Linked DNA regions of Homo sapiens: all the other regions are linked to region 2. A link is a contact called in ENCODE Hi-C or POLR2A ChIA-PET data. All regions are on one chromosome and are shown on one strand. Each heading gives the region's core, a stretch centred on a gene start or an enhancer-like site at or near the end of the contact. The rest is flanking DNA. Distances are from core to core; before and after follow the strand shown. Region 1 overlaps MAML2 (mastermind like transcriptional coactivator 2). Region 2 holds the start of TAF1D (TATA-box binding protein associated factor, RNA polymerase I subunit D). Region 3 overlaps MAML2 (mastermind like transcriptional coactivator 2).

The links. A loop is a pair of places that touch in the nucleus more often than their neighbours do. ChIA-PET counts read pairs that join two places held with the same protein, here RNA polymerase II (POLR2A). Pooled maps may share reads with other maps.
Region 1: a loop to region 2 is called in a pooled map, with 5 times the contacts of the local background. The contact joins the enhancer-like site here to the promoter of TAF1D in region 2. A Hi-C loop is called at or near these places in 5 of 50 pooled maps. POLR2A ChIA-PET finds 5 or more read pairs at or near these places in 2 of 52 experiments (GM12878 and OCI-LY7).
Region 3: a pooled map shows a loop between it and region 2 (6-fold over the local background). The contact joins the enhancer-like site here to the promoter of TAF1D in region 2. A Hi-C loop is called at or near these places in 3 of 50 pooled maps. POLR2A ChIA-PET finds 5 or more read pairs at or near these places in 2 of 52 experiments (OCI-LY7 and T-cell).

Annotation. Positions count from the first base shown.
Region 1 is chr11:96,212,990-96,217,353 of GRCh38, reverse strand. All of the region lies in intron 1 of MAML2 (mastermind like transcriptional coactivator 2), which reads left to right. Among named protein-coding and RNA genes, the nearest start is that of MIR1260B, 130 kb to the left of the region's middle. RefSeq lists an enhancer at 1,875-1,944. Within about 2 kb of position 2,178, at least 19 of the 41 ENCODE cell types and tissues checked have a DNase peak (open chromatin) inside an H3K27ac peak, as active enhancers do; they include GM12878 and OCI-LY7, where a contact is called at or near this core.
Region 2 is chr11:93,740,132-93,744,174 of GRCh38, reverse strand. TAF1D (TATA-box binding protein associated factor, RNA polymerase I subunit D) reads left to right here and starts at 2,680. Exons shown (of 6, transcript NM_024116.4): 1 at 2,680-2,853. It overlaps C11orf54 (chromosome 11 open reading frame 54), which reads right to left and starts at 2,503. Exons shown (of 9, transcript NM_001286069.2): 1 at 2,447-2,503. RefSeq lists enhancers at 751-1,290, 1,811-1,930, 1,697-2,382, 2,511-3,020.
Region 3 is chr11:96,240,719-96,244,707 of GRCh38, reverse strand. The region is part of intron 1 of MAML2 (mastermind like transcriptional coactivator 2); the gene reads left to right. Among named protein-coding and RNA genes, the nearest start is that of MIR1260B, 99 kb to the left of the region's middle. RefSeq lists an enhancer at 1,012-1,161. Within about 2 kb of position 1,372, at least 38 of the 41 ENCODE cell types and tissues checked have a DNase peak (open chromatin) inside an H3K27ac peak, as active enhancers do.

The DNA.
Region 1 (4,364 bases), core at 929-3,428, 2.5 Mb before region 2:
CAGTCACCATGTCCTATTATATTTTTGGTTATTTAGATGGACAGTGCATTTGCGCTTGTGCAGTTACTTTTAGTAAATGCACAGGAGTGGCATTCTCACTTTCCTTCACTGCATTTGCAAGGATCAAGGGAAATATTTCCAGTGACATGGAGCTAGTAAAAATTGATCAATTGTGAAATAGCTAAGCAAATACTTGTTATACTTTAATAGGAACAGCAGTGTAACATGTAATGAGCACTGAGCAAAGTATGTTGGATGCGCTTATGCATCCACTGAATTCGAACATATTGGTCTGCTTCTTCATTCCACATCCCCACCATCCTGCTCTCACACTCCCTGGTCTCCAGTCATATTCCTAATTCTCTGAATACTTTGCTTCATGGCCTCTTACATACCTATTTGCTTGTGCACCTCCTCCTGCCCCTGGTGGAATTACCCCTGCCCTTTGTCTCCTGGTGAACCTTTGCTTTTTCAAGTCTCAATTCAAAAGTCACCCTGACTTCTACTCCCCAGTGTCCTACCCAGAGTTGGATGCCCCTGCACCGTGTTGCTCCAGCCCTGAATTCACACCCTCTGTGAGAAAACACATTACGTTGGCTTCTAATCAGTTGCTTCCCTGCTTTCTTCTCTCAATGGGCTGCACGCTTCCTGAGAACAGGGACTGAGTCTCTTTCTGCTTTTCATTTTCAGAACAGAGTGTCTGTAATACACAGCATACCTAAATGATCCATAAGCATTTTATTACAAGTAATCTGGAGTGCACCATGGCCTGGACACTCTGGGGCAGTATGGATAAATAGAATACCAGGACCAGACATACCCATGTAAAACTTCCAAAATGTCTACATGTAAAGCTACAAATTTAATGGTACCAACAATAAAAATTGGTGCAATCAAGAGAAGTGAAGTAAAATTCTCTGGGAAGAATTGAGGAAAGCCTTATGAGAAAGGTGAAATTTGAGGTGGGACTTAAGAGAGGCATTAAAATGGAAGAAAGCAGTGGCTTCCTCTTCCTGGGAGTTCATCAGGGCCATAGACTTTAGGGCAGAAAAGTCAAACTACAGACTGAAAAGAAAAGGCCAAGTATGAATGGAGGGTTTAGGTTGAGGAGTAGGCTAAGATCTTCCTGGTTCTTCCCTCTGTGCAACACTGAGAATCTTTTTCCTGTGTCCAATTTTACATCTTCTTCTTCTGGTTTAAGCATGCCTAAAAGAGATTACCAACTACCAACTTCTGAAGACACAGTTTGTGTAGTTCCTGTGGACTGGGACATGTGACTCTGCAAATATGATACTAAATACTCTATTTTTTTTTTAAGCAAATTGAGTATGTAACTCTGTCTCAAAATATGCAGTACATGTCTCAGCCTTAAACTTGTTCCCCTGTGCTTTTAGATAATAATTTTTTGAAATGTGTTTGGAAGTCTTTGGGGGCCTAAGTTTAGAAAGCTAGAAAGACATTCTCATTGCCTTTGTTGTTCCAATCTGTTGTTCTGTAATTTCTGGACTTGGATCTATCATTTGACTGAAAAGGATAAAAGGTCCAAGAGTGAAAAGAAATGGGTTAAAGAGAGGGAACAACCAGCCAAAGCAGTGGCAGCCAGCACCCGAGGGGGGTGGCTGCAGCTGGGCTCTGCCCAGCTGCAGGTGTGGAGGAGGAAGTGCAGGAACGAGCCCAGGACCCATTTCCAGGTGGCAGCAGGGTTCAGTGGGCTTAATTAACCGGTGAACTGCTCATGAGGTCGGTCTGTCTCTACCTTTCTACACCACACTGAACAAGCCACTGACCATTTCCTGCCTCGGATTTCCTCAGCCCCAAAGAGGGGACAACAATGTGTATTCGTCAGAGAAATTACTGGCCACTGTCTCATTCAGAAGCTGCCCCTAGAAGTGTTAGTAAAGACTTTTAAAAACATGAAACAAAGCAGAGAATTAAAAATAACAGGAAGTGGAAGAGAGAGCACACTATGATCTGAAATCTTCTGTGTTATATGCTGGTGTTAAAGAGGTCGTGAGGCCTTGATGAAGATTTGTTACTTGGAAGGATGTCAGTGCTGGGGACCTGCTCTCTGTGAACCCAGCAACCTGCCCCAGCATTTCAAGGGGCATACAGTCCACTCAGATGATTTATTTCTGAGTTGGAATTACCCCATTCCCCAGCCCACCCTCTTTTCAACTTTGTACAAATGTAAGTGGCCAATTCACTTTACTACACAAATGACTCATGATTTCATGAGCTGCAAGCAGCAGTTTCTTAAGCAGCTTTCCCATATTCCTAGTGCAAGAAATGGACACACAGACATCTCTTATGGGCTAGATCTTTTTAATTTGTGAAGCAAAGAAAGTGAGGGAACCACTGGACCCAATCTCAAGTATCCAAGGTCAACTAGACGAGGCACATGGCCAATTTCCAAAGACACATGGTTCTTTCCTAATCCTCAGCCTCTACTTCCTCACTGGATCTGAGTTCAAATCTCAGAAAGGTCAGAGCATGTGCATTTTTGGCATTTTTAAACAAATGGATGCAATTAAGAACTTGAGGAAAGGGTGACTTTCTATAGTTTTCAGCATACATCAGCTACTTGACAACTTCTACTAAAATAGAGCTGCTTTCAGAGGGTAATGTGAGTAGCCAATCACTGCCACTCAGGACAAAAATGTTGGCCAATGACCTAGAAGTAAGTGTGTGGTGTATTTCGCATGACTATAAGTGCTTCTCATTAGGAAAATAATGGCATCAGTTCCTGGAGTTTTCTTGGTTATTTAAACCTCCTGCTTTGGAGTTGAGTTCATGGTTTACCAACATCAGCAAGTGTTTCCTATTTTGTTGTACATGATCACCAAAGGAATAGGAGGCAATAAAGGAAATGAGAACTAAAGGTTCTAGAGAGATTACATTCTTTATCACATTTAATCTTTATAAGAACCCCCAAAAGTTGGTGTTCTTTCCTCCATCTTACAGATGTTTTGAAAACTGAAGCTCTGAAAAGTTACGTAACTTGGATCTACAGAGCTCTAAGAGGACGTGCTAAGATTTGAATCCAGAATTTCGTGACTCAAAAACGTTTTCTCCACAATATCAGTTTACCAGAATAACCTAGGCATGGCCTCAAAAGACCTATATTAGAAATTAGCTATATCCTAGTTCTAAGGAAGTATTCATTTTTTATTATTCAACTGTTAAAACTGCACATATATTATATTCCATAGAAATTCTGAGCATCAATAATAGGAGATACTTTCACTATTTGTATATATGTATATGTATATTTGTGTATATATACATACAAAATATATTTTACAATTGTCTCTTTGTTCCAAGAGTGGGAAGGAAAATAATTAGAATTTGTAGTTGGGCATTTGTGTCCACTTTAACCTGATCCATTCTGTCTAACTTTTCTTTGCAAGCTCTCAAATTCATTGTTAGCCTATCTGATCCTGTCGTCTGGAGACTGCCAAGTATTTCACATCTTACCCAGGGAACCGACCACTTTTAAGGGAGGGAGGGCACTCTTTACTGACTTTTCCTAATTTAAATTCATTGAAAATTGTTAATTTTAAGGGCAAAGACAAGGCAATGCATCTGTAAAGAGCTCTGTCACTTTTCTCCAAGTGATGACTAATGGTGGGGAACTTAAAACCTTATCCTTGGTATCTTTTGGAGTCCAGACAATTCAGTGGTCTCCTGGGATGAGTAAATATCAGCCCGTTCCCAGGAAGATTAACTAGTAAGATGATGTAGGAAAAGCTGCTACTTTTTAGAGGGCTATACTTAAACTGCCATCTACACTTCTTAAGGCAGAATCTCAGATAGTTTACTTCCATATGGGATGCTATGATTTCTAGAAAGAAAGGATATTTTATACAGTTATAAGAGTAACAGTGGTTTCTTTCCAAGATGTTAAATTTGGTCTCAAGGTTAGTGTTTGTTAATGTAATGTAATTACTGGTCTTTAAAAGATCATAAAGTAGAGTAGAATTAGGAGACCTGAATTAGGGCTCTCCATTACTGGGCGTATAGTTGTAGGTAAATTCCCAGTTTCTTTACCTGTTGTGCAGGTAGCAATACCTATCCATATTCCCTCATAGCCTCACATTTTTAAAATAGGAAGAATGCTGAAGTACTTTGAAAGTTCTAAGAGCTCCAATGGGGTCCTGTAGCACATGGGCTTTGTAGTCAGAAAGCCCCAAATTCAAAACTTAGCTTTTCTACTCTTTTCCTGTGTGGGTCAGTTTTCTAAACTCTCTGTATCTTGGTCACCTCACCTGTAAAATAGGCTAAAAATAGTTCCTACCACATATGATACTTGTGAGGACCAGATGGGCTCTTGGTATGCTTGAGTTGAAAAGGCTCATAGAGTTTAT
Region 2 (4,043 bases), core at 1,431-3,930:
AGACACTTGTGCGTTCTACTCTATATTTGACATTTAGACAAAAAAATCAAATGAGTTCCTTAGACTATCACTTTTTCATAATAAAATTTAAATTATGAAGGCCCGTCCAATTCTAAAATGATGTGAACTTCAGGCAGGCTGATGGCACAGCAGGCAGTGTGGTAGCATGTGTATGTGAGTGTTTATGTGTGTGTTGGAGGTGGGGAGAGGGTTACAGTTGGAGCTGAGAAAGGAGTTAGGTTCTCACATAAACTCCAGGAATACAGCCTTGGGCCAGATGGAGGCAAACAGTATTTTCCTGCCTAATTGGTGGGAGTCGATGGCCCAGAAATAGGGTCTAGAAGGGAAACGGAGCTGCAGAGGTTAACACCTGGAGGGGTAGACCAACTATCGCAACTAAACTGGTTACCATTTGAGTGCACACTATATACCAGACACCGTTAGACACTGTGCAGACGTTCTCTCAAAACTTTTCACAACCATGACAGGTTGTAAGACAGGCTGTGGGTCTTCAGGGGTCGCGGGCATCCCCTAGACACAGCCGCAGGGCCTGCATGGAGTTCGCTCCTACCGGCGACCAAAAGCGCTCGCTCCGGCTCCAGCATCTGCTCACCCCCACGCACCCTCCCATAAAGGGTGGAGCGCAGCAGGCCTGGGTGACTGGAGTTCGTGGCTTCCAGCACTCCAGTTCCCGCCTCATTCACTCGCGCCCCCCCTCCCGCGAGGAGTTGAGAGCCGTGGGCTAAGTAAGTGAGGCACCGCAGCCGCAAGACCCACGAAGGGGTCAGAGGAATATCCTGCTTCAACTGCACTCCAGCCTGGGTGGCAGAGCAAGACCCTGTCTCTATAACACAAACAGAGAAATACCAAATGTGGCCGGGCGCGGTGATTCACGCCTGTACTCCCAGCACTTTGGGAGGCCGAGGCAGACGGATCACTTGAGGTCAAGAGTTCGAGACCTGCCTGGCCAACATGGTGAAACCTGGTCTCTACTAAAAGTACAAAAATTAGCCGGTTGTGGTGGCGGGCGCGTGTAGTCCCAGCTACTTGGGAAGCTGAGGTGGGTGGATCTCTTGAGCCCGGGAGGTGGGGGTTGCAGTGAGCTGAGATCGGGCCACACTGCACTCCAGCCTGGGCGACAGAGCGAGACTCTGTTTCTAAAAAAAAAAAGAAAAAAGAAAAAATACAAAATGAAATGTGAAATTTCAATGATTCTGCATTAGGAGTTAAATGTTCCTTCCCTTTAATAGCACTTTTCCCCTTCTTTTTGAACAAGGGACGCTGCATTTTCATTTTGCATTGAGCCTCACAAATTACACAGCTAGGCTTGCTGCTGAATACGGCAGTGAGGGACATGCCATACCAGTCCTGGAGCTTCGTCATTGCCCAGACCCTGTGGATCAAATGCAGTGGGCTGCCTAAAGGATCGGACTTTTTATCCCCGGAATTGTCCAAACTATGGAGCAAAGCAGGTAAAGAGACCAGATTACTTTTAAGGCCCGTTCAATCCTAAAATGTGAACTATAAAATAAGACTAGACAGCTTTACTGATTTTTGTGGTTTATCATATGAAAACAGAATTTTGAAAGCGGAAAAATCAAACCAGTTCATTCCTTTTTAAAATTACTTTGGGAGGCCGAGGCGGGAGGATCACCTGAGGTCGGGAGTTTGAGACCAGCCTGACCAACATGGAGAAACCCCCGCCTCTACTAAAAATGCAAAAATTAGCTGGGCATGGTGGCGCACGCCTGTAATCTCAGCTACTGGGGAGACTGAGGCAGGAGAATCGCTTGAACCCGGGAAGCAGATGTTGCGGTGAGCCAAGATCGCACCGTTGCACTCCAGCCTGGGCAACAAGAGCGAAACTCGGTCTCAAAAAAAAAAAAATTACTTTGGGAGAAAAAAACCCCACCAAAACTAAACTAGTTTACACTGTTTAATCTTAACTCAGGAACCGGTCAAGGAACTAATGGTGTGGGGCAGGGGGGATGTAGGAGGAAACTTAGGAAAAACAAATCCTCCACAGGTCTCACTTGTGACATGTTAGCCAACTCCTGGGAGGCAGAAAGGGTGAGCTTACGAAACAGGTGCAAAAGTGGGGAGGAGACCTGGGCGTGCTATGGAATAACACTGGCGTCCAGCACAAAGGTTACACACTTCGAGTCATGGTCAAAGAATGAGCCTTCTCCAATATTTTAACACACAAGGGTTTCTGAAGGCAGAAATAGACAAAGGATTACAAAACACTCAGGCACACATCCCACCCGTCACCCTCGCCACACACCCGGGACCAGATTTAGAAAGCCAGGCGACAGCTCAGCAAACGCGAGACCACCGGAAACGAACCGGGCTGAGAGGCTGTTTCCTCACAGTTCTCATCCACTCACAAGTGACCGCACGTTTTGTTTTTGTTATTTGCCGAAATGTTCTTGGCTATTCCACTCACCTAAACGGTCACGGTAGCAAAACACCCAGAGTCCGGATCTTCGCCTAGGCCAACCCCGCCTCCTCAGAATACGCGAGCTAGAGCTCCGCCCACGTTAGTCAGTCCTCCCTGCGCGGCGAGAAAAATGGCGCCCCCACGTCGCGTCTCCTCCCACCGCTCGCCTTCTTCCCGGAAGCTAAGTTGTATCGCGAGATTTCGGCCTGACTATTACTTGGGCCACGGAAATAGCCAACCCTTTTCTTCCGCACGGTTGGAGGAGGTCGGCTGGTTATCGGGAGTTGGAGGGCTGAGGTCGGGAGGGTGGTGTGTACAGAGCTCTAGGACACCAGGCCAGTCGCGGGTTTTGGGCCGAGGCCTGGGTTACAAGCAGCAAGTGCGCGGTTGGGGCCACTGCGAGGCCGTTTTAGGTAGGTTGCTAAGAGGGCGAGGCCGTCCGGGCCTGGCGGGCGGGGGAGGCGTTGCATATCTGGGGTTTCCCGGGGCCCCTTCGTTGGTCCGGAGGATCGAGACTCCGAAGTCGGTCCGAGAGGGTGAAGGGATCACGGCCGCAGGCCACTCCGCGCCACGCGGCTGGTATGAGTCCCACACAAACGTGGTTGTAGTGTGGACGGGCTTCATTATATCTTGAGATGGAGGTGTTAAATCGTGTTGCGGACAAGTTTAACCTTATTACGTGATTTAAATGATTTAACCTTCGTATGTGAGGTACCCATTACTCGCGCCGGTTTTCTGCAGGTTAGGCGCTGCCGGGTGAGAGGCGCTGGTGGTCACAGCGTTAGCTCCGGGTAAAGCGCCGCTCTCTGCCCACGTGGCCTCTAAGAATTGCAGAATCCCCACGGAGGCATCGACACCCAAGTAGGAGTGTCTTCTAAACACTTCGAAAAAGTGATTATTGAGCTAGCTTTATTTTGATAATCCCTACTTTTAAAAAAAATTAACTACAGGTATACCGTTAAAGCATGGGGGCAAATTTTTGTTGAATTCCGTTTTTGAGCATTCGATATTTAATGACTTTGTAGAATCTTGTACTTAAAAAAACTAGTAAGACCTTGTACCAGGAAAATACCACAGGGGGCATTTAACAAATCTGAGCTCTTGGTGACCTTATCGTTTCATATTTTAAATATTTTGCTAGTTCATCCTAGGATTTATATGTAATGACTCATGTCAGGTCCCAAGAAGCTACAGAATGAGACAAGAGATTGACTAAGGCATGTACAATAATGAAATAAGTAGTTATCTTTAATTTTTGTTGCCATGCCTTTTTTTTTTTTTTTTTTTTTTTTTTTTTTTTTCCTGAGACAGGGTCTTGCTCTGTCGTCCAGGCTGGAGTGCAGTGGTGCAATCTCGGCTAACAGCAACCTCCACCGCGGCTTAAGCGATCCTCCCGAGTGGCTGGGAGCAAAGGCACGGGCCAACACACCTAGCCAGTATTTTAAGAATTTTTTGTAGAGACAAGGGTCTCCTTGTGTTGCTGAGGCTCACTACATACAAGCTCCACCTCCCAGGCTCAGGTATTCCACCTACCCCAGCCTCCTGACCACAGGCGCGCGCCACTATTCTGGCTAATTTCCGTATTTTTTGTAGAGACGGAGTT
Region 3 (3,989 bases), core at 123-2,622, 2.5 Mb before region 2:
AGCAAATGAATGATACAAACCTCTGTTTCTTCAATGTAATCATAGTTCTGTAGAGTCGTAGGGGTGAAATGAAATAATGCATGTAAAGAACTTTGTGTTATAATTGGCACATAGTGCTCAGAAATGTTAGCTATTATTAATATAATAAAACAATAATCGATATATATGGCTATAACCATATAAACCATTTTTAATTTAAGGATGAATAATTACAACGTGTAGATATCATGAATGCATTGATTGTAATACACTTCAGAATACCAGTAATTTTCTAATCATTAGAGTTTAAGCTCTTCTATCCATATATTAGAAGTGTAACAACCACAAGCTTCCTTATCTACTTATAGAATTGCAAGCATAGCTTACATATGAAAACGTTCTTACACGTCATAATAGGGCAGCCAGTTGTATTAAGCACCTTGTCTTATTAAGATACCATTGTTGTGTGCAGTCAAATGTTTGTAGTTTCTTGGTAAGTGCCCTTAAGGCAGATGTCTTACCCTCCAGGGAGACACTGAGGCTCTCAAAAGGGGTAATAATATTTCAAAACATCTGGAACACGGTTTGAGCCATTAGGCCGCACAGCCCCAAGTTTTTATTAATTTGTACTCCAGACTTCACTAGAGGAAAAAGCAGCACGATTTTTAGGCGAAGGAATAAGCCACTTGAGGTCCGCCTCTGAATCAGTTTCACAAAGAAAAGTCCATCAGTGCAGAGGAAGGCCAGCGGACCTGAGTACCTATGTCGTGGTTAAAGAAGGATGACTGGGCCGGGCGCGGTGGCTCACGCCAGTAATCCCAGCACTTTGGGAGGCCAAGATGGGCGGATCACGACAAACCATCCTGACTAACACGGTGAAACCCTTTCTCTACTAAAAATACAAAAAATTAGCCAGGCGTGGTGGCGTGCGCCTGTAGTCCCAGCTACTCGGAAGGCTGAGGCAGGAGAATGGCATGAACCTGGGAGGCGGAGCTTGCAGTGAGACAACATCGCGCCACTGCACTCCAGCCTGGGCGACAAAGCGAGACTCCGTCTCAAAAAAAAAAAAAAAAGAAAAAGAAGGATGACTGTTCAGAAGGCACTTTCAGCTTTTCTCATAGTTTTAACATGTGGGTCTTCCTTCTTGGAGGTATGGGAAAAACAGTCTAAGCCTGATGAGAAAAGGCTGTGGATTTCTCAGGTGATGGCTCTCGCGAGGTCTGAGCCGCGCGGCTGGGGTCTGGCTCCGCGCGTGCCTGGACACGCACAGATTGTTTTGAACTTGAGCAACGCCTCCTGCTAGCTTTCCACCCGATTTCTGTCTGTTCAGAGCTGGCCTCCTCTAGCAGGAAGTGCCTGCCGTTTAAGGAGTGCAGGCAATTCCCGACAGCCAACCCCGCCTCCCCCGCCTCCTTGCTCTGCTTCCTTCTCATTGGTCTGGAGGCCGGCCGGGCCTTATCCTCGCATTTTTAAAATGTCTTCTTTTGTCAGCTTGAGGTTTTCCAGAATTTAAAAGCGGAAAGGAAGAGAGAAGGACAAGGAAGCTATAAAAGACACATTAAATAAACTCTACTGGGAACAAGTGTGTGTGTGTGTAAGAGAGAATGTAACTTTTGCAAGGGAAGTTGGTAGATTGCTTATTATTTTAACAAAGAGGGGGTGTGTGTGTATGTGTATGTGTGTGTGTGTGTGTCCCTGAACTGGAGAAGCAGATGTTTAAAGGAGGCAGCAGGAAGCAGTTCTGACAAATGAAAGGATTTTTGATTGAATTCATGAGCTAAAGTTTCCTGCCAGTAATGCATTCAACCCTAGGCTACATAAAAGAAAAACCTATATAATTGAGGTTTAATTGCTTAACTTTTAAACATGCAACCAGAACAGGCAAGTGTAGCTTCCACAGGTAAACCTAAGTGATGCTGTAAGCTGATTTGGGGTTATTATTTATTGGCACTTCATAAAATTATGATCCTTTCCCCTTTATCATGCTCCTGCTTTTTCAGTGCTTGAGTGCCAGAGTCTATCCCTTATTGTCTGTGTAAGTTAAAATCCTTGGTGCACACTTTTTTTTTCTCTTTAAGCTGTTTCGTGAGCAGGTGCAGATGGCTTTCATGAACTGAGCCAAATGAAATGCTCTGTTTCAGCCTGCAGAAACTAAAGTTTTTAAAAACGGAACAACTGTTTTGTGCTGTACCTATAATTCAACTGGAAAATGTTTTCCCCCTTTTATGATGAAAACTGCCATCTCTGTTTCTCTTACTGAATCTGGTTTATTTACAGCCTTAAGGAAATCTTGTCACTAAAATCCACCCTCACCACTCCTCCAGTATTTTTCAGTCTGATGATTTCACAACCAGAGCCATTGCAAAATAAGAGTACATGGGCATTTTTTTAAAATCCCTAGTGATTTTTATGAAGTTTTTTCCTGTCTTGTTTCTCATTGTATAATTAAGTAAACAGTTTCAGGAATACTCAAAACATTGAGAGTGCTCTACCTTTTCATAAATATAATATGAAATAAATCACTTTATTCATCAAGGGTTTTAATTTTAAACCAAGCAACAGAAAGAGGGGCATCCACTTGGTTTGGTGCTTGCATTGTTGAATCCTCTTGAGAAACAAAGTAAAAAAGTGAATTAACTTCCTTGGATCATAGAAAGCTCTAGTGGCCATGGTTGTGATGAACCTTAGCTTTCTGCTCCAATCACACTTGCATGGGCTCTCATGCAAAGATATATAACAAGTAACCATAACCCAAAGCTGTAATTTTGCTAATTTGCTGAACCCTGAACTGAATAAAACCCAAATATTAATGTTGTAACTGAAGCAAAATATGTTCAAAAATAGACCAAACAAACTAATTCAAACCAGAACGATACTTAGATATTTTCTAAAATGATTGAACAGAGCAAAACTAGAATTTCGAAAACTTCCACAAGTCTAACCTAAAACAAACCAAGGGCCCATTGGTTTGCATCGTTTTATGAGAGCCCAGCAGGAAGTGGAGGACTTAAATTCTCCTCCTCTGTTGACTTCCGCAATCAACACTGTCCCAGGGACACTCACTCTGGCAACAAATGTTCACAGGCAATACCTGTTATGTTGACAGAGAAGCCAATAGGGCAAGGTTTCTTACCCGTGGCACTATTTTCTTTCTGGACTAAGTCCTTTTTGTATGGGGCTGTCCTGTGCATTATAAGATATTTACCAGCATCTCTGGCCTCTACCCACTAGGTGCCAGTAGACCCCTCCCTCCAGTTACAAAAGTTAAAAATATCTCCAGACATTGCCAAATGTCTCCTGGGGGGCCAAATCACCCCCTGTCAAGGACCACTGCAATAGGGGAATAGTCGTCAGCCTCCCACATTGTTTCAAAAGGATTTTTTAGTAGATGTTGGAAAGAGAAGCTGTGCACTGATCTTCCCAGAAGGACCACCTAGTAGGAAATAAAAGCCAGTCTCAAAGTCCTCATTTCAGAGTTGGTTTCTCTGCTAAAGCACTAAATCTTTGATGCTGAGAAGACAATGTATGGTACTACTGTGTGGCAGAACTAGTGAAAATACTGTAAGTTGTTGAAGACATTTGTAAATATATACTATAATAAAAACTCTACCTCACAACAGCCGATGGTGTTGGTGATCAAAAAATAATTGCAGAATCTTCTGATGACACTTCAATTGCTGTTTATCTTCATATTCTGGAAAAATAGCAGAAGAAATAGTTCAACCTATTAGTCTAGTAGTGTTTCTAGTTCACAGCATAGGGAGATGCTGTTTGATCCAGACTGCCTACATACCCTACAGGGAATTATTATATATTTGAGTGCTATTTCAGGAGAATTAGACATCTTAATTATAACTTTTTTAAGTTTGTGTGTATATAGTATATGCTTCTGAAATGAAATTTATAGTTATTCCGTACTTCAATGAGACTTTTCATTTTTATATACTGTAATAGTACCTTTCTGCTGGCAGTTTTCATTTAGTAGGAAGACTAATTTGTACATCAGAGAA